Linked DNA regions of Homo sapiens: all the other regions are linked to region 2. A link is a loop called in an ENCODE intact Hi-C map of the cell type or tissue named here. Cell type or tissue: dorsolateral prefrontal cortex. All regions are shown on one strand.

Region 1 (8,000 bases), 280 kb before region 2:
ACATGGGCAAGCCTCTAAAAAAGCCATATACTCTTTTAAAATTATTCTTTATTTAACTTTTATTTTAAGTTCAGGGCTACACATGCAGGTTTGTTACATAGGTAAACTTTTGCCATGGTTTTTTTTTTTAACAGATTATTTAATCACCCAGCTATTAAGCCTAATACCCATTAGTTATTTCTCCTGATCCTCTCTCTCCTCCTACCTCCTTCCTCCAATAGTCCCAAGTGTGTGTTGTTCCCCTCTATGCGTTCATGTGTTCTCATCATTTAGCTCCCACTTATAAGTGAGAACATGCACTGTTTGGTTTTCTGTTCCTGTGTTAGTTTGCTGAAGATAATGGCTTCCAGCTCTATCCATGCCCCTGTAAAGGACATGATCTAATTCCTTTTTATGGCTGCATAGTATTCCGTGGTGTATATGTAGCACATTTTCTTTATCTAGTGTATCATTGATGGGCATTTGAGTTGATTTCATGGTGCTGCAATGAGCATATGTGTGTATGTATCTTTATAATAGAATGATTTATATTCCTTTGGGTATATACCCAGTAATGGGATTGCTGAGTCAAATGGTATTTCTATTTCTAGGTCTTTGAGGAATAGCCTGTATTACACAATTGTTGAACTAACTTACACTCCCACCAACAGTGTATAAGTATTCCTTTTTCTCTGCAAACTCACCAGCATCTGCTATTTTTTAATTTTTTAATAGTAGCCATTCTGGCTGGTGTGAGATGGTATCTCATTGTGGTGTTGATTTGCATTTCTCTAATGAACAGTAATATTGATTTTTTTCCATATGACTGTTGGCCACATGTATGTCTTCTTTTGAAAAGGGTCTGTTCTGTTCATGTCCTTGGCCCACTTTTTAATGGGGTTTTTTTTTTCTTGTAAATTTGTTTAAGTTCCTTATAGATGCTAGATATTAGACCTTTGTCAGATGCATAGTTTGCAAAATTTTTCTCCCATTCTGTAGACTGTCTTTTTACTCTGTTGATAGTTTCCTTTTCTGTGGAGAAGCTCTTCAGTTTAATTACATCCCATGTGTCAATTTTTGCTTCTGTTGCAATTGCTTCTGGGTCTTTGTCATGAACTCTTTGCCTGCTCCTATGTCCAGAATGGTATTGCCTAGGTTGTCTTCCAGAGTTTTTATGGTTTTGGGTTTTACATTTAAGTCTTTAATCCATCTCGAGTTGATTTTTGTATATGGTGTAAGGAAGGTGTTTAGTTTCAATCTTCTGCATATGGCTAGCCAGTTCTCCCAGCACCATTTATTGAATAGGGAATCCTTTCCCCATTGCTTGTTTTTGTCAGGTTTGTTGAAGATCAGATAGTTGTGAGTGTGTGGTCTTATTTCTGGATCTCTATTCTGTTCCACTGGTCTATGCATCTGTTTTTGTACCAGTACTATGCTGTTTTAATTACTGTAACCCTGTAATATAATTTGAAGTTGGGTACTATGATGCCTCCAGCTTTGTTCTTTCTGCTTAGGATTGCCTTGACTTTTTGGGCTCCTTTTTAGTTCTATATGAATTTTAAAACAGTTTTTTTTTCTAGTTCTGTGACGAATGTCAATGGTAGTTTAATAGGAATAGCATTGAATCTATAAATTTCTCTGGGCGGTATGGCCATTTTAACGATATTGATTCTTTCTATCCATGAGCATGGAATATTTTTTCCATTTGTTAGTGTCATCTCTGATTTCTTTGAGCAGTGTTTTATAGGTCTCCTTGTAGATATCTTTCACCACTCTGGTTAGCTGTATTCCTAGGTATTTTATTTTTGTGTGGCAATTTTGAATGAGAGTTTTTTCCTGATTTGGCTCTAAGTTTGACTGTTGTTGGTGTATAGGAATGCTAGTGATTTTAGAACATTGATTTTTACATCCTGAGAAAATGCCATATATTTTTAAGGATCACCTTCCAAGAAAAATCATTAGTTGTCAAGATAGGAGACTTTTCTTCATAATGAATATAAATGTCACATGTTGGCATAGTGAAAGTGTTTGGAGAAATGCTGTTGTTAAAATAGACTTGGTGAGGCTGAGACTTTGAAATCACCTCCCTTTAAGTAAAAGAAAATAGACAATTCAAAATAGAAGCAATAAAGATTCTATCTATTGCATCCATTTAACTCAATGTCCCAGGTAATTGTTGAATGTCTGCCCTCTGGAAGGCACTGGGCTAAGCTTGAGTGATTTATGTGTAGCTTCTTCAGTAGAGCATTCAAAGTCCTTTGTGTTCTTGTTCAACCTAAGGTTCGATACTTTCCTCCAGTCACATCTACAATGATGCTTAAAGTGCAGCCACACAGGACCCTGGGGTGGTCCCAGAATGTGTTGTCTGCCTCTCACATGCCGCCTTGTTGATGAGAGTCCTTCTAGCATCCCCCTTCTCCACATCAGGAGCTGCTACTGAGATCCCAACCTGTAGCTCAAATCTTCTTTCCATGTCAACTGTTTGCTTGCCCCTGTCCCTAGCAAAAGCTAACCCTTCCTTCTCTAGGCTCCTACAGCACTTTGTCCAGTGCCAACCATAGTCTTTCTGTAGATTTTGACAATTGCTCTCTCCAACGTCCTATGTGGCCACAAGAGAGTGAGGTGAGCCCTTCACATTGTGCAATGTGCAGCCAATAGGCATTGTAACAAAAGTTTGTGAATAAACAAATGAGTAGATCTGGAAAGCATTTTGTAGTTTACAAAATGTTTTCGCAGACTTGACGCAATTTAATCCTCACACCAGCCCTGAAGGCTTGAAATTGTTATGAGAGAGAAAGAGACAGAGAGAGAGAGAAAGGAGACAGAGAGTAAAACAGGTCCCTGCCCTCAAAAGGTTTACAAGCTGATGAGGGAGACAGAGATATTGTAAGCACTGGACAGTAATAGAAACCTAGACAAGATACTGCAGAATCAGATTTGGGGGTCAAGAGGTAAAAAAGGTGAATTCCAACTTAAGGGGAAAATAAATAATATTCATTTTGGTTTTTCTATGAGTGAGAGAAATCCTAGCAATAACTTGAACACACCACACAGGGGCAGAAGAAGCTCATTATCATTAGGATTTAATATTCCTCCATGAGTGCGTGCCTGCTCATAATTCTACATTGAGTGGAGATGCCAAAAGAAATGAGGATCCTCACATTTATTGAGTGCCTACTGTATGCCAGAAAGTTTACATGGAGAGAGTTGGTTAATCCTTTAGCACAAGTAATCCTGTAAGGGATTCTTATCTGTCCTCCCCATCTCCTTTCCAAATTCTCTCCACTTCCTTTCCTCCCCCACCGTGATGTGACTTGTCCATTGTCACACATGTGGCCCAAAGTGGAGCTGGCGTTCAAATTCATGTCAGATTCCAAAGTCTAACTGCATTTCTTTCATTTCTTTTACTTTTTTTACTTTTTCTTTTTCACACTTTTAAAATCACACCAATAATACAAAAATACATTCTCATCATTAATAAAGACATTGCAGATAAACACATGTCACCCTGACCCTCACCTAATCCCACCACATGCCCACATATACAAATGTTTCTCTCAGTTTGGTGTATCTCTTTCCAGATGTTTGTCCATGCACTTGCAAACATGTAGATATTTATTTAAACAAAAATGAGTTCACATAGAATCATTATTTCACTGTTGTGATATACTTATTGTCTTAAAATATATCTTATAATTACATACTATGTTTAAAATTTCATGATGAGCAGAATTTGTTTTTGCAAAATAATCCATTAGAGTGGATGAAACTAATGAGGTCTTTGATTGATTATTGTTGTAGCTGGGTGATGGGGTTCATTATACTGCAATCTGCCATAATACAGTTTTAAAAAATACTCATAGACTTCCATTCTCCACTTAGGAGATAGGCAAATGGAAAAAAAAATCGCTTCCATCTTTACAACAACAAATATGCTGGACAACCTGTAAATCTTGCACCTGTTAAAGAACTGAGGTCACAGGGCAACCAACTAATGTGAAATCTAAGGAAATACAGGATCCCCCAAGAAGAAAGGGGAGGTGAGCCCTTGCTTACCTGTGGTAAATCTCACCAGACACTGGTAAGAAAAATCAGCTAAAAATGCTAACAAATTGCTAAAGGACAAATACAGACAGGTGAGAGGATATAGAACTACTGGGAATCACAAGCACAAGGGGAATATGTAGCTGCTAGCTAGCTGTTCTCCAAGCTAGATGATTACAAGAAAGATGGGGTCAGAGCATGAGTGCTGAGAGGCATCACTGATGGTGCTGACCCAGGAGAAAGGCACAGTAGTCACTGTGAGAAAAACATTAAACCCTACCTGGATCCTTTTTTCTATGTCTCCTACAGAACAAATGGCTTATACCCCTGGGGAAAGACAATACACACTCTGTCACACTTAGCACATTGATGGAAACCCATTCTAGCTGGGAGAAGGAACATAAAAATACATTCTACCTTTGCAGAAGGTGCAAGATCACTGTCCCCTGACCAGACCCACAGTTGGAAGTGTGCGATACTGCTGAGAAGGCCCCATCTCCAAGACCCAGGGACACAGTTCTTGCCTCTAAAACTGAGGCTTAGCCAGAACAGGAGAGGATGCCCCAGCTCTGCCTCTCTTTAGAGGCAGAAATGACTTCATGGCCAATGACTTGTGTGATCACACAGCCCATGCTTAGAAGGGTCCTGCATTTGGTTTAATACTCTACTATTGCCATCCTGACAGTTTTAATACTTTCTGAGCAAGGAGCCCTTCATTTTTATTTTTCACCTGCAAACTCTGTAGCACATCCTGTCAACAGGCTACAACAGCGTCAAGTAACAAATAACAGCAGTTTCCAGCTGGGAAAGAGACAAGAGCATGAAGAGAGACTCTTTCTCTCTTTCTCTCTCTGTCTCTCCAGGCATGGCACAAAGGAAAACTTAAAGTCAAGGGTGAAGCAGATATTGACTAAAAAAACCACTCTTTAAGAGCAGCCCATATGCTAGATATGACTTCATTGGTGAATTCTACCAAACATTCAAGGAAGAAATATGAATTACACACAAACTCTTCCAGAATGTAGAAGAGGAGGAAAGACTTCCCAGCTCATTTTCTGAGGCCAGCATTACACAGGTACCAAAACCATCCAAAGAAATTCAACACACACACACACACACACACACACACACACACACACACACACACACCTAGAGAAGAATATCACTCACGGATACAGATACAAAAAATTCTTCAGCAAAAATATTAGCAAATTGTGCCATATATATGTACGTATATGGTAATACATTATTACTAAGTGGGATCTTTTGCAGGAAGTTCAGGCCATTTCAACATCCAAAAATCAATCAATGTAATTAATCACATCAACAGACTAAAAATGAAAAACCATGTAACCCTCTCTATAGATGCAGAAAAAAATAATTTAATACAATTCAACAAGTCTTAAAAAATATTGAATAGAAAGAAACTTTCTTAACTCAAGAAAGGATACGTACCAAAAAAAAAAAAAAGCCACAGTTAATATCATACTTAAAATAGAAGGCTAAATATTTTCCCCAAAGATCAACAACAAGGCTGGGATGCCCCTCCTCACCATGCTTATTTAACATCATACTGGAGTTCCTAGCTAGTTTAATAATGTAATAAATAAATGTCTCTACTTGCAGACAATGTGAGTTTCTATGTAGAAAATCCCAAAGAATCTACCCAAAAAGCTACCAGAACTACTAATTTTCACAAGGTCATAGGATTAAAGGTCAACATTTAAAAATCAATCAGGGGGTGGGGTCAAGATGGCTGACTAGAAGCAGCAATGGTCGGAGGCTCCCACCGAGAAGAAACAAAACAGCATGCAAATCCTACACCTGCAACCAAGATATTCAGGTTCTATCATCAGGACTAACTAGGTGGTTGGCATGACCCACGGAGAGCAAAGAGAAGCAGGATGGTGCATCAGCCTACCTGAGAGCCACACGGGACAAGGGGAGCACCCCCATGCCCAGCCAAAGGAGGCGGTGAGTGAGTGTGCTACCCAGCCTGAGAAATTGTGCTTTTTCCACAGATCTGTGCAACCCACAGATCAGAAGTTTCCACTCATGAGCCTACGCCACCAGGGCCTTGGGTCCCAACCACAGAGCCACACAGATTCTCAACAGCCTCTCAGCTGAAATCTGCTTAAGACTACAGAGTTCCCAGCAGGAGGGGCAGCCATCATCACTGTGCCTGCCTGTTGTCTAAGTCATCTGAGCTCCCTAGGGGAGGGGCAGCAACCATCACTGTGGTTACCAGCTGCCAGCTGCCTAAGACAACTGAGATTCCTGAGAAAGGGGCAGCCATCATCACTGTGGCTGCCAGCTGGCTAAGAAAGTTGAGCTCCCCAGGGAAGAGACGGCAGACATCACTCCGGCTGCTAGCTGCCTAAGACACTGAACTCCTGGGGAGGGGGGACGGCAGCAGCCATCACTATAGCTCCAGGCTGCATTTCTCCCCTGCTAGAGCCAGGGAGACTGCATGGCTTGGTCCCGAGAGGTATTCCCCACAGCATAGCACACCAGCTATGACAGACTATGGCCAGACTGCCTCTTTAGGCTGGACCCTGACTCATCCCACCTCACTGGGTGGGGCCTCCCTGTAGGAACTCCAGTAACTCCAGCCAGGGGCTTAGGGGCAAAACTCTGATCTCCCTGGACCTGAGCCCCTATGGGGAGGGGTGGCCATGGTCTCTGTTGACCCGCAGACTTAGTCTCTCTGCTTGCTAGCTCTGAGGAATCTGGGCAGCCCAGATTAGTGGGTTTCCCCTTAGTGCAGCACACCCCCTCCACCAAGAGACAGCCAAAGTGCTTCATTAAATGGGTCCTGATTCCCATGCCCCCCAGTTGGGTGAGAGCTCCCAACAGGGGTCGCCAGACACCCTATACAGGAGCACTCCTACTGCCATCAGGTCAGTGCCCCTTGAAGTCAGAGATCCCAGTAGAAGGAGCAGGCACCCATCTTTGCTGTTCTCCAGCTTCCTCCAGTGACATCTCCAGGTGGGGGAAGGACCCAGATGAATAAGGCCTCAGCAAACTGCAGCAGCCCTACAGAAGAGGGATCTGACTGTTGAAATAAAAACAAGCAAGCAGAAAACAACAACAAGAGCTTCAACAAAAAAGTCCCCACAGAAAACTCGTCCAAAGGTCAGCAGCCTCAAAGATTGAAGCTAGACAATCTCATGAAGATGAGGAAGAATCAACAATAAAATGCTGAAAACTCAAAAGGCCAGGGTGCCTCTTCTCCAAATGATTGCAACAGCTCTCCAGCAGGGGCACAGAACTGGACGGGGAATGAGATGGACAAATTGACAGAAGTAGCCTTCAGAAGGTGGGTAGTAACAAAATTCACTGAGATAAAGGAGCATATTCTAACCCAATGCAAAGAAGCTAAGACCCATGACAAGAGGTTACAGGAGCTGTTAACTAGAATAACCAGCTTAGAGAGGAACATAAATGACCTGATGGAGTTGAAAAACACAGCACAAGAAATTTATGATCCAAATATAAGTATCAGTAGCTGAATCAATCAAGTCAAACAAAGAATATCAGAGCTTGAAGACTATGCTGCTGAATTAAGGGAGGCAGGAAAAATTAGAGAAAAAAGAATGAAAAGAAATGAACAAAACTTCCCAAAACAATGGGACTATGTAAAAAGACTAAACCTACGACTGATTGGAGTACCTGAAAGAGATGGGGATAATGCAACCAAGTTGGAAACACACTTCAGGATATCATCCAGGAGAACTTCCCCAACCTAGCAAGACAGGCCAATATTCAAATTCAGGAAATATAGAGAACCCCAGTAAGATACTCCATGAGAAGATTAACTCCAAGACACAAAATTATCAGATTCTCCAAGGTTGAAATGCAGGAAAAAAATGTTAAGGGCAGCCAGAGAGAAAGGCTGGATCACCTACAAAAGGAAGCGGTGGACCTCTCAGCAGAAACCCTACAAACCAGAAAAGAGTGGGGTCAATATTCAAAAT
Region 2 (8,000 bases):
CTTCTGAAAAATGGGAGGTTGAAGGTGCTAAACTTCCTCACCCTATAGAGACTAAGAATGGCTTCTTGCTTGCTTTGGCCAATGTAAGCAAAATTGTGTGTCACTTCTAGGCAGAAGAAAATTCAAGATCATAGTCCTCCATTCTTTCTCTGCTGTAGAAAAACCTGAAAAGCTATGTTAATATAGTGATATCATTAAGATCTGGGGACTTTATCAGCCTGAACCTCTGAGTGACTAGGAAAAGCAAAGTTTCCTACCAACCTACATCAAACATGTAGGTGAGGAGAAAATAAACATTTGTTGTTTTAAACCACAAAGAGTCAAGGGTTTTGTTACTGCAGCAGAACTCAGCTCATCCTGACTAACTCATCAGGTTTTGATGAAGAGGGATTGCTCCCTAAACCCTTGGCTTCTTCCCCACCCCTGACTCCTCTCCCTGGAAGAGGAGTGACTTCTCTGATTATCCGGTTTCAAAAAAAAAAAAAAAAAAAAAAAGGAATTGGGCCTGGCCTGTAGAGCCCAGTTCCTTACTCCATTCTCACTCTTTGGGAAGTACCTGACTGCAGATTGGTCTTCTCTTGCCCATAAGGTAAGCATAGAGTTAAAGGCTCTGCCCTAGTGGGGGAAGTCATCAGCATTGCCTGGGCCTGCATGAGTCAGCCTGATTCTGGGATTCAGTATCAAAAAGTCTATTTTCTGGCCGTGTGCCTGAGTGATACCTTCCAACCTAGCCCTTATCAGTAATAAAGAGGAGAGTGCAGGCCCTGTGCACTGACTCCACCGTCTGCCTCTTTAGTGCAGAACTCATGAGGGAAAACAGGAGTGTCTTCACACCCCAGCTCCTATGATCCTGTCCATCTCTTACTATAGAGGATGCAAATTTCAAATATCTGTTATCCCTTGGAGAAAGCTTGTTGGTGAACTACACATCTGATTCATGGGAGATTTTTCACAAAATCCTTACTAATATCTTGGTGAGTTCTGATGTAAGGTGTATTAGCCTTATAGATATTTTGGACTCGATAGTTCTTTGTCATGGATGTCTGTCCTGTGCATTATAGGATGTTTACCAGCATCCCAGGCCTCTATGTGTTAGACGCCCAGAGCAGCCTCCCTCTCCTGGTAGTGGCAACCAGCATGTCTCAAGATATCACAGATGTCCCCTACGGGGCAAAATCACCCCCTTCCCCAGCTGAGAAACACATTTTAGCTGATCTGATCAAGTTATTCAACAATAGCCTCAAGGAAAGCCTGGTTGTCTGGAGAGACTTCTTGGAGGTGGTAGGACTGAAACTGAATCACAGGTTCAATCACTCGCCGCTGGCAGAGTCCAATTAACAAGAGCAGGGCCTGGTATAAAGAAAGTGATTTATTTCCAAAGCTTCACTTAGGGGAAGAAGTACAAGCTCCTGCCTTAAGGGTACTGCTTTGCTTCCGGGGCAGAAAGCAGGGGCTGTTAAAGTGGGACTTGGCATGAATGGCACGCAGGGGAGGGAGCGGGCAGGTGGGGGTCTACATGATTCTTCCTAGTTCTGCCTGCAGTGGTGCCAGCTCAACCATCTGGCAGAGCAGAACTAGGTTGTAACGTGGCCCGTTGTCTCGAGATACTGTCCAGGTGGGAGAGAGTTTTCTAGCGGGCATACTTGAGGTTGTAAATTGACTAATGTCTCTCGAGGCAGTCTCCTGGTGGGAGAGGGGCTGGGCTCTGGAGCTTCTAAGCAAGTACATGGTTAGATAAGCTTGCCCTGTAATGAGTGTCTGGTGAAGGGAAGGTTATAAATTGCATTTCTAAAGAGCTAAGTAGGAAGTGGGGAACAGGGGGGAAGGGGGAAAAAGAAGAAAATAATAATTTAAAAAATCCAGCTCACTCTCTTTCTCTTAGAAAAATAGGTCTTCAGCCCTTGAAGAATTGGACTTTATGAAATGAAGGAGGGAGGCCATGGTGCTGGGAAGGAAAGAGTGAGCAAAGGGAGGCTTGGAGGCAGGCGCTGATGGGATGGCAGGGTAGCAGGAGGATCACACAAACTGCAGCTGGAATGATGACATAGCCAACCATGCACAATCAGTCCTAACCATCTCTGGCATGCATTGCACGTACAAGTATTTGCTAACATCATTAGAGCAGAATCTCTCTGTAAGTGCAATACGTGGCGTCAGCTCCTAACAAGTCGCTATTATTGATTTTGGGGTCTTTCCCTGGTGTTTCACAACACCCCCAGCCAATGCCTTGTGGCTTCTTCCAGTGTGATTTTCCCTTCACTGTCCTACAGCCAACCTTGTGGCAGGGAAAATGTAAGCCTGGGGAGCGGTGAGAAAGGAAGAATGGGATTCATCCATCATGAACAAAATGCCAACGTTCTTAGAACGATCAGGATCCAGTGGGACCAGGGTGACCTTGAGGGAAGTAAATCAAGCATGGAGATGCCATGTCAAATCATGTCTTTATTTAAAATTTTGAGGTTTCGTTCATCATGGATGTTTTTGCATTACTTTTTATTTTTTAAAACTTTGCATTATTGTTTGATGACAGATGTGCTCCCACCTTAGACTTTGCGCCCAGCTGAGAGCCTCACTTGCCTCACCCTAATCCCACCCTGAGTGGGAGGGTGGGGGCTGCATTTCCAGCAGAGGGATCTGGCAGAGAAGCTTCTGCAGGCTTCTATTTCACACTCATCTGTAGACAATCCTCAGAGAAGGCCACAGAAGCTCTTTATCTGTATACAAAGCACATTTCTATTCTCTCATGCCCCAAACATGGGCTTTATCAGTCTGCCGTGAAAGTGCCACCAGGGGCAATTTTCATGTTGAGAGAGGGCCTGGTGTGCTGGCCCCCAGCCCCATGTTTACAGCGAGAAATTAACCATGGAATAAAATGATGTTTTTCTTTTTAATCCACGCAGTGTCCTTGACTAAGAGGAAGCTGTCACCGACAAGCCTCGTGAGAGAGTTAGGATAGTTAGGATGTTTCCAAGTCCTTCCCACCGCGCGTGGGGTCGGAATTTGCACGGGCTCGGGTGCCATGCTTGGTAGGGGGTGATTTCCAAACCAAAGTTCCACTGAGAAGAGGGCGGGCGCCCCCTGCTGGCATCAGGGGCAGACTGCTCTTTCCCCAGACATGATTCTGCACCCACTTTCTCTCAAAGCAAACCCTTACATGGGATTCACTACAGATCCGTTCCAAAGCGAAACAGAACACAGAAACAGGACAAGGCCTCTTGAAAGGGGTTGTTTAAAGATCTCTTCAAAAAAATTTAAAAATAAACCTGTTTTGTGGGCATGTCAATAGATACAACTTCCATGGGAAGGCAGTTGACAATAGCTACCCAAATTTCAAATGGTGTCCCATATTGACACAGTGTTACCCCTTATGGTGATTTATCCATCAGATATACTTATCAGAAATGGAGAAGCAGCAAAGTTAAGTGGCTCAAAGTGAACCTTTAGGGCGGAGATTTGGCTGAAATTCCAGTTCATTGGCACCAAAGCAAATGGAAATAAAGGCTGGGCCACGTTAAGATTGCTTTCCAAATAGAACGCGGTATGGACAATTAAGAAGAAATTAAAACGGAATCTGGTGTCAAGAAAATAGTTATGTCCTGAAAGAGTGGGAGTTGAGGGGGAGTAAAACTTTAAGCTGAAATGGAGGCGTGAGGGAAACTGTATTTGGCCTTTGAAGTGTTTATTATTAATGGAAGGAGGATTTCTGTCTACAGCATTAGAACATTGATACTGTATTGAAAATAGCATAGATGTTGGCATTTTTTTCACTTGTCTTTTACTAAATGCTAAACAGTTTATGGAGGGATTGCCTTGAAGTCTCCATCACTGAAAATAACTGGGCCACATCTGGGCTGACAAAATGTTCACGTTAAGAGTTCTGGAAGTCAAGTGAGTACTTTGCACTGAGCAGTTGTGTTTTCCCCTATACTTCAGTGGAATCCAAATTTGAAAGAATGGTTCGTCCTCTTCTGGTAGCCTTAGAAATTCTTACAGTAAGGATGCACTAGTGTTCATTTTTCTCAGTTATTCCAAATCTCAAAAAACTTGGCCTCCAACACCCTTTTTGAAACTGATTTTTAAATACGACCCTTGTTGTATCTCTAAGATTAAATTTCCTTGTAAGTAGGCAATCCTAAATATCAGGCTAAAAAGGAGCTGGCTCCCCCACCTACCCCGAGGCCACCCCGGATCTGCGTTTAATGCCAGGGAAGCAGAAGTCCAGACACCCAGAAACAAGACAAGACCAGGTGGTGTCTTCAAAACCAGGAATTCCAACTCTAACAGTGCTCTCAGTGGTATATGTTCCTTTCCTCAGCATTGTGAACTGACACTCAAATCTCTCGGGGAGCAAAGCAAATTGATTTACATTTGTAAGGAACAAATGGCTGGGATGATTAACTGTTTGGTCTCTTGCATATTAGAATTTGCCATCTTTTTTTTTTCTTTTATCTTTTCTATGGTGTGGAGAGTTTGATGTCTTCTCACTGGATTCTGAGCTCCCTGGGAGCAAGGACCATATCCTTCCTCTCCAGCGCAGGCATTTGCACACAGTAGGCATTCAAGAAATGGTAACAATATCTAAGTCTTATACTTACCGTGTGCCACAGAGACACTGTTCAAAGCACTTGAATCCTCCTACCAATTGTATTATTATTTTATACAGAAGGAAACTGAAGCACAGAGAGGTTAAGTAACTTCCCCAAAGCCACACAGATCAGAAGTAGTGGAGCTTGAGTTCGACCCCAAGTAGCCTAACTCTAACGTCTACACTCTTAGCCACTGTGTCATGGTTCCCAATCTTGTCTACACATTAGTCCCCTGGGGAGCTTTAAAAATACACCCCAGGGATTGGGATTTAGCTGGTCTTGGGCATGGCCTGTGCTTTGGCATTTTTGAGAGATCCCCTGGTTCTCATGTGCAGACAAGTTCTGAGACCCAGTGCATTACACTGCCCTGCCCCATTCACCAGCAGATGTTTGCTGAATGGGATTTGCTCTGTGTGGAACTGCTTTCAGGGATATAAACAAACAAGCCCAGGGGAAAATACTCCTAACTCTGGCAACAGCATATTATCTTCAAGTGCAGCAGAATGTAATTCCAATAGAGCATGTAAGCACATGGGTCTGCAGTCAGATATTCCTGCATTCAGAGTCTAAATGGGCTGGTTATGATCTGCAGGTACCAGTCAGGCCAGGTGCTCACCAACCTCACTTTCCTTCCTTCCTGGGTACACAGGTAGACTCCATTACCCATGTTTCCTGTTGGCTGTGACCATGTGACAGAATTCTGACCAATGTGGGCATAAGTGATGTTTGCTCCTGTCTCCCTGGCTATGTATGTCCTGGCCACAAAAGTGGTCCTCCTGTCTCTCCTGTGCAGAGATCCCAGCTGGGGATTCTGAGGTTCCAGGGGATGCAGAGCCACAAGATGGAAGGAGCCTGGGCTCCTCCATCACTGCTTGAAGGAGAGCTGTCAGATATTCCAGACTGCCAACCAGACTTTCTGTAAATGAGAAATAAACCTCTCTTTTTGTTAAGCTGCCGAGGTTTGGGGATCTAGCTGTCACTAGTGACTCATGTCCCTTAACAAGTACATGGTGTGGCTTGGGATAGGTTACTTAACCTAAGCCTTAGTTTTGTCATCTGCAAAATACAAATAATGGTACAAATATGAACAAGACAAAATAGATACACTCTCCTCTCTTCTGCCCCTCTCCACCTTGCCCTCTGCCCAGAACCCTGTGCCTTATGGACTGGGCATGAGCCACATTCTACCCATGGGAGGTTCCAGCAGGAGATGGGAGGGCAGGAGAGTGGGGGTGGGGGTCTATCCCTCTGGCTGCTTCCCTCCACCTAGGGTCATAGCTCCGGTCAGGCAGCCCTCTTTCAGCTATTAAGTTTTGGGAATCGCTCCCTTCGTCTTTTCAGGACTGTGGCTGTGCCTGGTGTTCAGTCTCTTGAGAGATGGATGAAGAAGGAGGGGCATCCTAATCCCATTCCCACAAGGAGAGCCACAAAAGGTGAGGAATGGCCATTGGCTCACATGACTTTGAGGCCAGGGCAGGCCCAGAGCTGAGAGGGGATTAGAGAAGAGCTACCAAGTCTTCACTTGGCTCAGAGACAGCCACGAGGTGCCTGTGGGCTTCCCTTACCCTGTGCTGCCCACCATGTGCTGAGTATTTCCTTCCTAGCACCTGTCTGTCACATGGAGTGGTCACATCTCTTGCTGGGACCCTGGCTGATACTGAATGTGAATGTTACATTGTCAATACTGATACTGAATGTGAATGTTACATACCCTGGCTGATACTGAATGTGAATGTCCCCCTGCCCTGGTGAATGAGGCAGGGCAGTGTAATACACTGGGTCTCAGAACTTGTCTGCACATGAGAACCAGGGGATCTCTCAAAAATGCCAAAGCGCAGCCCACACCAAAGACCAGCTAAATCCCAATCCCTGGGGTGTATTTTTAAAGCTCCCCAGGGGACTAATGTGCAGACAAGTTTGGGAACCATGACACAGTGGCCAAGAGTGTTGTCGAGTGCCAAGCAGAGGAGTCGCCACATAGGAAATAGTCAATCAATGATGAACTTTTATTTCATATATATTTATATTTTAAAAATTATTACAAGTATTGCTAAAATCAAGAAAACGTGAGCTTACATTGAATAAAGGACATCTGTAAGTAGTAATCATGTGATCTTGGGCAAAGAATTTCCCCTCTCCGGGCTTCGATTTCCTCACCTGCAGACAGGACTAGATGACCACTCGGGTTCACTCACTCATTCATTCATTCATTCACTCATTCACCATTTGCTGATCCCTGACTCTGGGCAAGGCACTGTGCTAGGCACCGGGTCCCTAAGTCCCTTGCCCTCCTGAAGGAAGTCAAACAGGGAAACAGACGTGGATCTACAGTATGCGGGGAGTGCCGCAAAGTTTAACAAACAAAAAAAAGGAAAGCATGCTATAGTGGGAAACAGAGAGGAAGGGAGGGTGGCCAGGCTGCCTGAAGTGGAGCCTCCGGGCTGAGACAGCAGGAGCAGCCAGAGATCCCGACAGAGCATCCGAGTTGGGGCGGCCATAGCGCGTTCTTGCCCCAGGCTGTGCATGATTTTCCCCAGGAGAGCTCTTAGCCCAGTGATTTTTAACAGGGGATTTTTGTCATATTTGGCATATTTGGCCATGTCTGGAGACGTCTTTGGCTGTCACAACTGGGGGAGGGGAGTTTGTTACTGGCATCCAGTGGCCAGAGGCCAGCGGGGGGTGGGAGGGTGGCAACATCCCCTGCATCCTACAATGCACAGGCTGGTCCCAAATGTCAACTGCTGAGGTGGAGAAACCCGACTTTAGCCCCATTCTGAGATTTTGCTTTAATCAGTGTTGACTGTGGCCTGTGGTGCAGCATTTATAGAAAGAAATCTTCCAGGTGGTGCTAACCCCTACTCACGGGCATGCAGAACTGAACCGCTGGGGTGGCTAAGCACAGCCAGAAGAGGGGAGAGGGGCTGGAGACGCCAGGAAGAGATCAAGCACATTTTCTTGCTCAAATATTCTAAGAGCCTTTAATCTCAATCTTCTAGCAAAATTCTGTGGTTTCCCAATTAGTGAAGACTTTTTGCTAAGTTAGGTAACTGCTCCAAGCTTTTCTTAAATGAAGTCCTGGGAAGAGCATGAGGTCTGGAAGTCAAACCATGTGACGGTGAGCAAGTTTCTTGACCTCTCTGAACCTGTCTCCTCATCTGGAAAACAGGGACTCTAGTAACTGCCTCTGAGTGGGGGCTGTGAAATTATAAAAAGACAGTAGGATACTTGGCACACAGTAAGCATCTCACAATTGTCCCCATCCCTTTTTTCAACAAGAGCCATGGGTGAAGTGTGACTTGTCATTTTTTCCCTAATTGTTCAAAGTGGATGTTATATAGTCACATCTGTCACAACAAAATCTTTTAAAGTAAATTGCCCTTAAAAATAAGTATGTCTGGCCAGGCACGGTGGCTC
Region 3 (8,000 bases), 130 kb before region 2:
GTGGGCTCTGATCTACGGGTGTGATCCCCAGTTGTCTAGTATCTGGCCCTGAGATGATTTAGGGTACCGGGAATATTGGCTTGGTATGTAAGGGTCTGGTAAAAGAGATGGTTGGGTTGTGGGCTCTGGACTGGTTGTTTGTATATCAAAGGTGTGCTGGCAGGCAAGTTGTCTGTTATCTCCAGGAATTAGCTAAACCTGGAAGGGGCAGACTCTCCCAGATCTGCAAGGCCCCAAGACATCAACGCATCATAAAATACAGAAAATAACAAGCAAGATTAATGCACTCATCCTGGCAGAAGCCAGGCTGATCTGAGGCTTCTGGACTCAGGCAGACTGGGGTTCGAATACTGGCTCTTCTCTCATCGGTTGGCGTGACCGCAGGAAGCTACTGAATCTCTGTGAGGATCAGCTTTGTCTACTGTGTAGTAGTAACACTGCTATCCCACTGCAGTGGGTGAGTCCTAGGCATGGTGTCTGACACGCAGCGGGCACTAGAGAAATGGTAACTGCCACTATGATTCTGGGTGAGGGATATCTCACGTGGAAGGTTTGTATTTATCTCCATAATGTTTCCCCTTGTTAAAATTGACAGTATTGCTTGTCATGGCAAACACCAGAAACAACCTAGATGCTTGTCAACAGAGATTTATTAAGTAAATTATGAAACCATCCATATGTGGGAGGTTAGGCAGTATAAATAGTTGAGGAAATGCAATCACAAATGCCATATATGCTTTGTTATTGAGTAAAAAGGACAGGTTACAGAATCTAAAATGTCATATCATCCCGTTTAAATGTATACACACACGCTCACATGGAATATTGTCTGGAAGGATAGATAACAAATGATTAGAGGTGATTCTTTGTGAGGAGTGGGAAATGACTGAAGGGCAGAAAACTTTCCTGTTTTTATTTATCATTCTATTTGAATTTTTACAAATAAAATATGTTGTTTACATAAAATCATAAAAAAAATCCCCATTTCGGAGAATAAAAGTCAAGTTGTTTGAAAGAGTGTCGTCTTTCAGCCAGCCCCCATCTGAGTCCTTGGTTGAAGACGGAGATTTGCCAAAGTGGATAGAAACTGCCACATGGTGTCACAGGGGATTAGGTCTCCACTGGCCACCCAGGCAGGTGGGTCTCACTGGTGGGAGCAGCAGCTGGGGGCAGACTGGGTGCGCTCAGTGTTCAGGGATTCTGGCCCTCCCTGCCCGGCCAGCCTGAGTCACCTGTGACATTGTGGCATATTTTTATTGTATTTACATGGCAAAAATTCTTTGTAATGATATGTACATTTCCCAGCTCTGCATTCAGGAATGTCCATCAGTAATTGGCCATAGGAGAATTTACACCACAGGAATCAGCAAATACTACAAATAAAAGCTTGATTTGTTATTTTGTTGATTGTCTACTATTAAAAATAATGGGTAAGTGTTAACGATGCAGATTCAACTTAAAAGAGTGCTGTGTCTGTACTTGTTATATTGTGAATTGTACAAAAAAGAAAAAGAGAAAATATTCCTCCAATATTCAAAACCCATTTTATAATCCAGCAAAAAAGTAATTTATGCCATTGATAAACGAGTGAAGTTCTGGCACGTGTCTTCCTTGTTTCACTTTCATCTTACTCATTAACAGAAATGAAAATAACTATTGTTCATGGCAGGACTGTATTCCTTTGTCATTCACAACTGTAGATTGACTATGGCCTGAAAAAAGCTTTCTGTAAGAATCTATTGTTATAAAGCTGGAGGCATCAGGTTATCTGACTTCAAACTATACCACAAGCCTACAGTAAACAAAACAGCATGGTACTAATACAAAAACAGACACATGAACCCAGAAAAAAAAGCCACACACCTACAACCATCTGATCTTCAAAAAAGCCAGCAAAAGCAAGCAATGGAAAAAGGACTCCCTATTTAATAAATGGTGCTGGGATAACTGGCTAGCCATGTGCAGAAGATTAAATCTGGACCCTTTCCTTATACCATACACAAAAATCAACTCAAAGTGGATTTAAGATTTAAATGTAAAACATAAAACTATATAAACCCTGGAAAATAACTTAGGAAATACCATTCTAGACATAAGCCCCGGCAAATATTTCATAATAAAGATGCCAAAAGCAATTGCAACAAAAACAAAAATTGGAAAATGTGACATAATTAAACTAAAGAGCTTCTGCACGGCAAAAGGAACTATCAACAGAATAAACAACCAACCTACAGAAAGGGAGAAAATATTTGCAAACTATGCATCCAACAAAGTCTAACATTCAGGATTTATAAGGCACTTAAATAAATTAACAAGTGAAAAACAACCCCATTAAAAAGCGGGCAAAGGACATGAACAGACAGTTTTCAAAAGAAGACATATGCATGACCAACAAGCATATGAAAAAATGCTCAATGTCGCTGATCATTAGAGAAATTCAATTCAAAACCACAATGAGATACCATCTCCCACCAGTCAGAATGGCTATTATTTAAAAAAGTCAAAAAACAACAGATGCTGGTGAGGTTTCAGAGAAAAAGGAATGCTTTTACACTGCTGGTGGGAATGTAAATTAGTTCAGCCCTTGTGGAAAGCAGTGTGGTCACTTTTCAAAAAAACTTAAAACAGAATTACCTTTTGACCCAGCTATCCCATTATTGGGTATATATCCAAAAGAATAGAAATCATTCTGCCATAAAGACCCATGCACGTTTATGCTCGTTGCAGCACTTTTCACAATAGCAAACACATGAAATCAACCTAAGTGCCCCTCGACAGTATACTGGATAAAGAAAATGTAGTACACATATACCACAGAATACTATGCAGTCATAAAAAAGAATGACATCATGTACTTTGCAACAACATGGATGGAGCTGGAGGCCATTATCCTAAGCAAACTAAGGCAGGAACAGAAAACCAAATATCGCATGTTCTCACATACAAGTGGGAGCTAAACATTGAGTTCACATGGACACAGAGAAAGAAGTAACAAACATTAGGGCTTACTTGAGGGTGGAGGTGAGAGGAGGAAGAGGAAAAACTACCTGCCAGGTACTATGTTAATTATCTGGGTGATAAAATAACCTGTACCCCAACCTCCCATGACATGCAATTTACCATATAACAAACCTGTACATGTACCCCGAACCTAAAATAAAAGTTAAAATAAATAAATAACAACATAAAAGAATCTATTATTATTACGGAATTTACATTAGAGTCCTGCATATTTTTAATTATTTGTCAATTGTGTCCTACACATTCTTTGTATCGCTAGATATATAACAAACTTATGTACATGTATAATTACGCATACTTTTTGTGGATTACTGATTATTAAATATTTACCAGCACAGCACTGCTCAGACTCCATTCTTGGTGATAATTGATCAGCCATGGCATTGGTATTTTTTAAATCTATCAGCTGCTACCAGCATGGAGAGGAGCTGAGAATCACTACCCTAGAAGAAGGTAGCAAAGAAGAGGAAACTACTAGCCTCTGGCCAAACATGAGACCCCCTGCTCCCACAGGTACAGCTCAGATTCTGAGCACTTTGGGGTTAGAGAGAGGGCGGCAGGTTTTAGGGAGAGTAGCCCCTTATTAAATAAGTCTGGCCTGTGGGTTCTACTCACTCTAACACAGTGGATCACAAGGACCTCCCCCTGGACTGAGAGCTCCTTAAGGGACAGGGCTATCTTACTTATCCCTGAAGACCTGGCACATGGTGGATGCTTCTTGAATGTTGAGAAAATGAATTAATAAGTTGTATTAAGACATAGTTATTCCAAACATCCAATAATAATGCTTTGGATAAATCAATTATGGTACCAAATTCAAAGGATTACTCTGCAACCATTAAAAATGATATTTAGTGAGATATGAAAATGCTTATGACATACTGTAATTGCAAACAGAAAGCTACAAAATAACATATGAATTACGAGCACAGTTTCGTTTTACAAGAAACACACAAAATTTATTCCCGAGTTTGACAGGGTATAAAATCAACTTCTGGCCTGTGTATGATTCATGTTGGAGAAACAAATGCTTCCTGACTCTTTGGAATTTACTGAAACCTCATTCTCCAAGGGAAGAATTTGTTTAGTTCGTGATTATTTTCATAGCCATGGTATGGACTAGAAAGTGGGTGCTGGGATTTGGAGTAATATTTTGCCACAGAGAATAAAAGAGTCCTCCCTAAAGGCGGCCCCATGCCCTGTGGTACATTCAGATAGGACATCTCACCAATTTAGATGTTTAGATATGACATCCACATGTTGTATTAGAACATACAGAAATATGATTCTGATATTGAGGGGGTTAGGGCTCATCTGTGATTAATCTTTTAAATTTTTGATCTTTTGAATCGTTAAATGTAATCTTTTAGTTTACATAACATTGATTGCCCACAGCTAAAAGGTTGGGAAGCACAGTGACCATCATCCCAGAGTTAGGAAGACTGAAAGGAAAGCTAAACTAGCTCCTTGAAAAGTCATGTAAACTATGTGGAATTCCTCCTGGATGCATCCAGAAACTACTGGCTGGGACTGAGCAAAGATAACAGCTATTTAACATGCTTAGCAACACTCTGGAACTCAAATACACTTTACCAAATAAATCACTCACCATTGTTCTAGGCCTGGGGCTCCCCTGGCATTGCAGGACAAACATGACTGTGTTCCCCTGCCAAGAATGAGAAAGCACAGCCAGCCAGCTCCCTCTGGAGCAGGGCATGAATTGGCGGTGGATGAAATTGGTCTTAGCTCATTCCTCAAGACCTTCCCCGCCCAGTCACTCAGTGTGTGGAAGTGGAAAGTGTTTAACAAACAGGGTAGAATTAACTTCCAAAACAGAGGTAAAAACTCCCAGGCCACCCCTACCCTGCATCCTGTGGTGTACAACTACAGGAACTCAACAAGGGCAAAACACCACCAAGAACTCAAAGACGCAAGTAAGAGTTAAGTCTGACCTCACATGTCCCCCAGCATGCAGCAACTCAAGCAAACACATCCACTAAATCTGAAAAAATATATTTGAGAGAATGCTTACCCTTCCCGGTGACCCCAGAACATGTGAGCCCTTTACAATGTTGAGAAAGAAATGTGCCTTCAGGCCAGTTTTACCATCTAGGTAATTTCGTTTTGCATTTTAAACATTTACTTTGTTGACTTTCTGTCTTAATGACCTGTCTAGTGCTGTCAGTGAAGTATTGAAGTCTCCCACATTATTATGTTGCCATCTATCTCATTTCTTAGGTCCAGTAGTAATTGTTTTATGAATTTGGGAGTTCTGGTGTTTTACATATACACACACACACACACACACACACACACACACACACGTATAGCTACAAAATATATATGTATATGTGTATAGCTACATATACATATATGTGTATGTGTGTGTATATATATATGTATATATATATATATATATATATATATATATATGCCTGTGATATTTTCCTGTTGGACTATTCCTTTTATCATTATACAATGTCCTTCTTTGTCTTTTTTCACTGTTGCTGCTTAAAAGTCAGTTTTGTCTGATATAGGAATAGCTACTTCTACTCTCTTTTGGCTTCTATTTGCGTGGAATATCTTTTGTCACCCCTTAAGCTTATGTGAGTCCTTATGTGTTGGGTGAGTATCTTGAAGACAGCAGATACTTGGTTGGTGGATTTTTATCCCTTCAGCCATTCCATACCTTTTAAGTGGAGCATTTAGGCCATTTACATTCAATGTTAGTATTGAGATGTGAGGTACTGTTCTATCCATTATGTTAGTTGTTGCCTTAATACCTTGTGGTTATTTCCATTGTATTATTGTTTTATAGGCCCTGTGAGATTTATGCTTTAAGTAGGTTCTATTTTGGTGTATGTCAAGGTTTTGTTTCAAGATTTAGAACTCCTTTTAGCATTTCTTATAGTGCTGGCTTAGTTGGGCAAATTCTCTCAGCATTTGTTTGTCTGAAAAAGACTATCTCTCCTTCATTTATAAAGCTTAGTTTCACTGGATACAAAATCCTTGACACACAATTATTTTGTTTCAGGAGGTTGAAGATGGGACCTCCATCCCTTCTGGCTTATAAGGTTTCTGCTGAGAAGTCTGTTGTTAATCTGATATGTTTTCCTATAGATTATCTGATGCTTTTGTCTCAAAGCTCTTAAGATTCTTTCCTTCATCTTGACTTTAGATAACCTGATGACTATGTGCCTAGGTGATTATCTTTCTATGATGAATTTTCCAGGTGTTCTTTGAGCTTCTTGTATTTGGAGGTCTAAATCTCTAGCAAGGCCAGGGAAGTTTTCCTCAATTATTCCTTCAAGTAAGTTTTCCAAACTTTTAGATTTTGATTCTTCCTCAGGAACGCCAAGTATTCTTAGATTTGGCCATTGAACATCCCAAATTTCTTAGAAGCTTTGTTCGTTTTTAAATTCTTTTTTTCTTTGTCTTTTTCTGATTGGGTTAATTTGAAAGCCTTGTCTTCAAGCTGTAAAGTTCTTCTACTTGCTCTAGTCTATTGCTGAAACTTTCCACTGCATTTTGTATTTCTCTAAGTGTGTCTTTCATTTCCACAAGTTGTGATTGTTTTTTTCTTTACATCTATTTCTCTGGAGAATTTTTCATCCATATCCTGTATTTTTTTTTAAAGTTCCTTAAGTTGGTTTTCACCTTTCTCTGGTATCTCCTTGAGTAGCTTTAATAATCAACCTTCTGAATTCTTTATCTGGCCATTCAGAGATTTCTTCTTGGTTTGGATCCATTGCTGAAGAGCTGATGTGATCTTTTGGGAATATTATAGAACCCTGTTTCGTCATAGTACTAGAATTACTTTTCTGATTCCTTCTCATTATTATTGCTCTTCTGGGTCTAGCCACCCAGTGGGGATACCAGGCTCTGAGCTTGTGCTGGAAGATGTCTGCAGAGTCCTATGATGTGACCTGTCTTCAGGTCTTCCAGCCGTGGATACCAGTGCCCACTCTGTGAGAGTCTTTGGTTGTAGATATGTTTAGTGTGCTGACTTTCTTGAATGCCGGTTATGCTAGTGATGAGGTTTCATGTGGACACCCGCAGGACCTCTGGTTAGCCAAGATATTGCAGGCAGCAAAATTAGGTGTTGTATTCTCCTTCCTGGGATCAAGGTCATTCTGTCCTGAGTTGTTGTAATGACCTGAGTTGGTTGGCCTCCAGCCAGGAGGTGCTGCTTTCAGGAGAGCAACAGCTGCTGTAGTAGTAGGAGGCTCTAAGCTCTCTAGGCTTGCCCAAAGATGGCCAGGGTAAGTATTTTGATTTATCAGGCAATGGATAGGGCCTTAAAGCTTCCAAGAGTTTCTGGGTTTTGTGTTTGGCTACGAGGGCAAGTAGGGAAATACCATCAGGTCCAGGCAGGGTTAGGCAGGTCTAGGCTCACACTCTTCTTGTGGAGGGCTTACCATGGCCACTGTGGGGAATAGGGGAGTGTCTCTCAGGCCAATGGGGTTAGGTCCAGAGGGGATTATGACTGCCTCTGCCATGTCATGTAGTTTGCCAGGGAAGTGGGGGATAGTTGGTAGCGAGAGGCCTCACCCAGCTCCCACGTAGTTGGAAAGACTAGTCTTGCTCTTGCAGTGCCCCACTCAGACCTTGCCCCAGGCCATGAGCTACCCCACTGAGAAAGCAAGCACAGCTCTCAGACCTTGCCCCTCGCCCCTCCCATCTGCCCACTCTGACAGTGGCAGCTCCTGTGCTTCTGTGCTCCCTCACTCACTCATATCCAGCTCTTGCTCATCCCCTGGACTCCACTCAAGAAAATGTGTGCCCAGTCGAAACCACAACCAATTTCAGTTGGGAGTTTCCTTTGTCCCACAACCCCTCCCCAGTTCCACTGGCTGCCTTCCCCAAGGGCCCCTGTGAGATATAAAAGCAATGGCTTCCCAGGGCTCGAGCTGGAGACTGAGAGTGCATTAAGGCTCTTCCCTTGAAGCTAACTGTACTTTTATATTTCTTGCACCTCC

What was found. Hi-C counts contacts between places; a loop is a spot of excess contacts. Peaks named below come from ENCODE experiments on the same cell type or tissue, not always from the same donor. Only the 100,000 strongest peaks of a DNase experiment are listed, where the experiment ranks them.
Region 1: a loop joins it to region 2, with 9 times the contacts of the local background. A loop is called at or near these places in 73 of 110 quality-filtered maps.
Region 3: a loop joins it to region 2, with 12 times the contacts of the local background. A loop is called at or near these places in 2 of 110 quality-filtered maps.

Annotation. Positions count from the first base shown.
Region 1 is chr14:95,995,796-96,003,795 of GRCh38, forward strand. No RefSeq gene overlaps it. Among named protein-coding and RNA genes, the nearest start is that of C14orf132, 40 kb to the right of the region's middle. RefSeq lists an enhancer at 5,761-6,262. In dorsolateral prefrontal cortex, CTCF peaks have their summits at 3,029 and 3,230; no DNase peak of the experiment used is centred here; H3K27me3 peaks cover 1,977 bases.
Region 2 is chr14:96,272,624-96,280,623 of GRCh38, forward strand. It overlaps ATG2B (autophagy related 2B), which reads right to left. Exons shown (of 42, transcript NM_018036.7): 42 at 6,572-8,000. Among named protein-coding and RNA genes, the nearest start is that of BDKRB1-AS1, 8.0 kb to the left of the region's middle. In dorsolateral prefrontal cortex, CTCF peaks have their summits at 3,076 (motif pointing left) and 3,281; DNase peaks (open chromatin) are centred at 2,037 and 3,058; H3K4me3 peaks cover 649 bases; H3K27ac peaks cover 3,684 bases.
Region 3 is chr14:96,141,638-96,149,637 of GRCh38, forward strand. No RefSeq gene overlaps it. Among named protein-coding and RNA genes, the nearest start is that of BDKRB2, 59 kb to the right of the region's middle. In dorsolateral prefrontal cortex, a CTCF peak has its summit at 4,651; a DNase peak (open chromatin) is centred at 4,704; H3K27ac peaks cover 1,894 bases.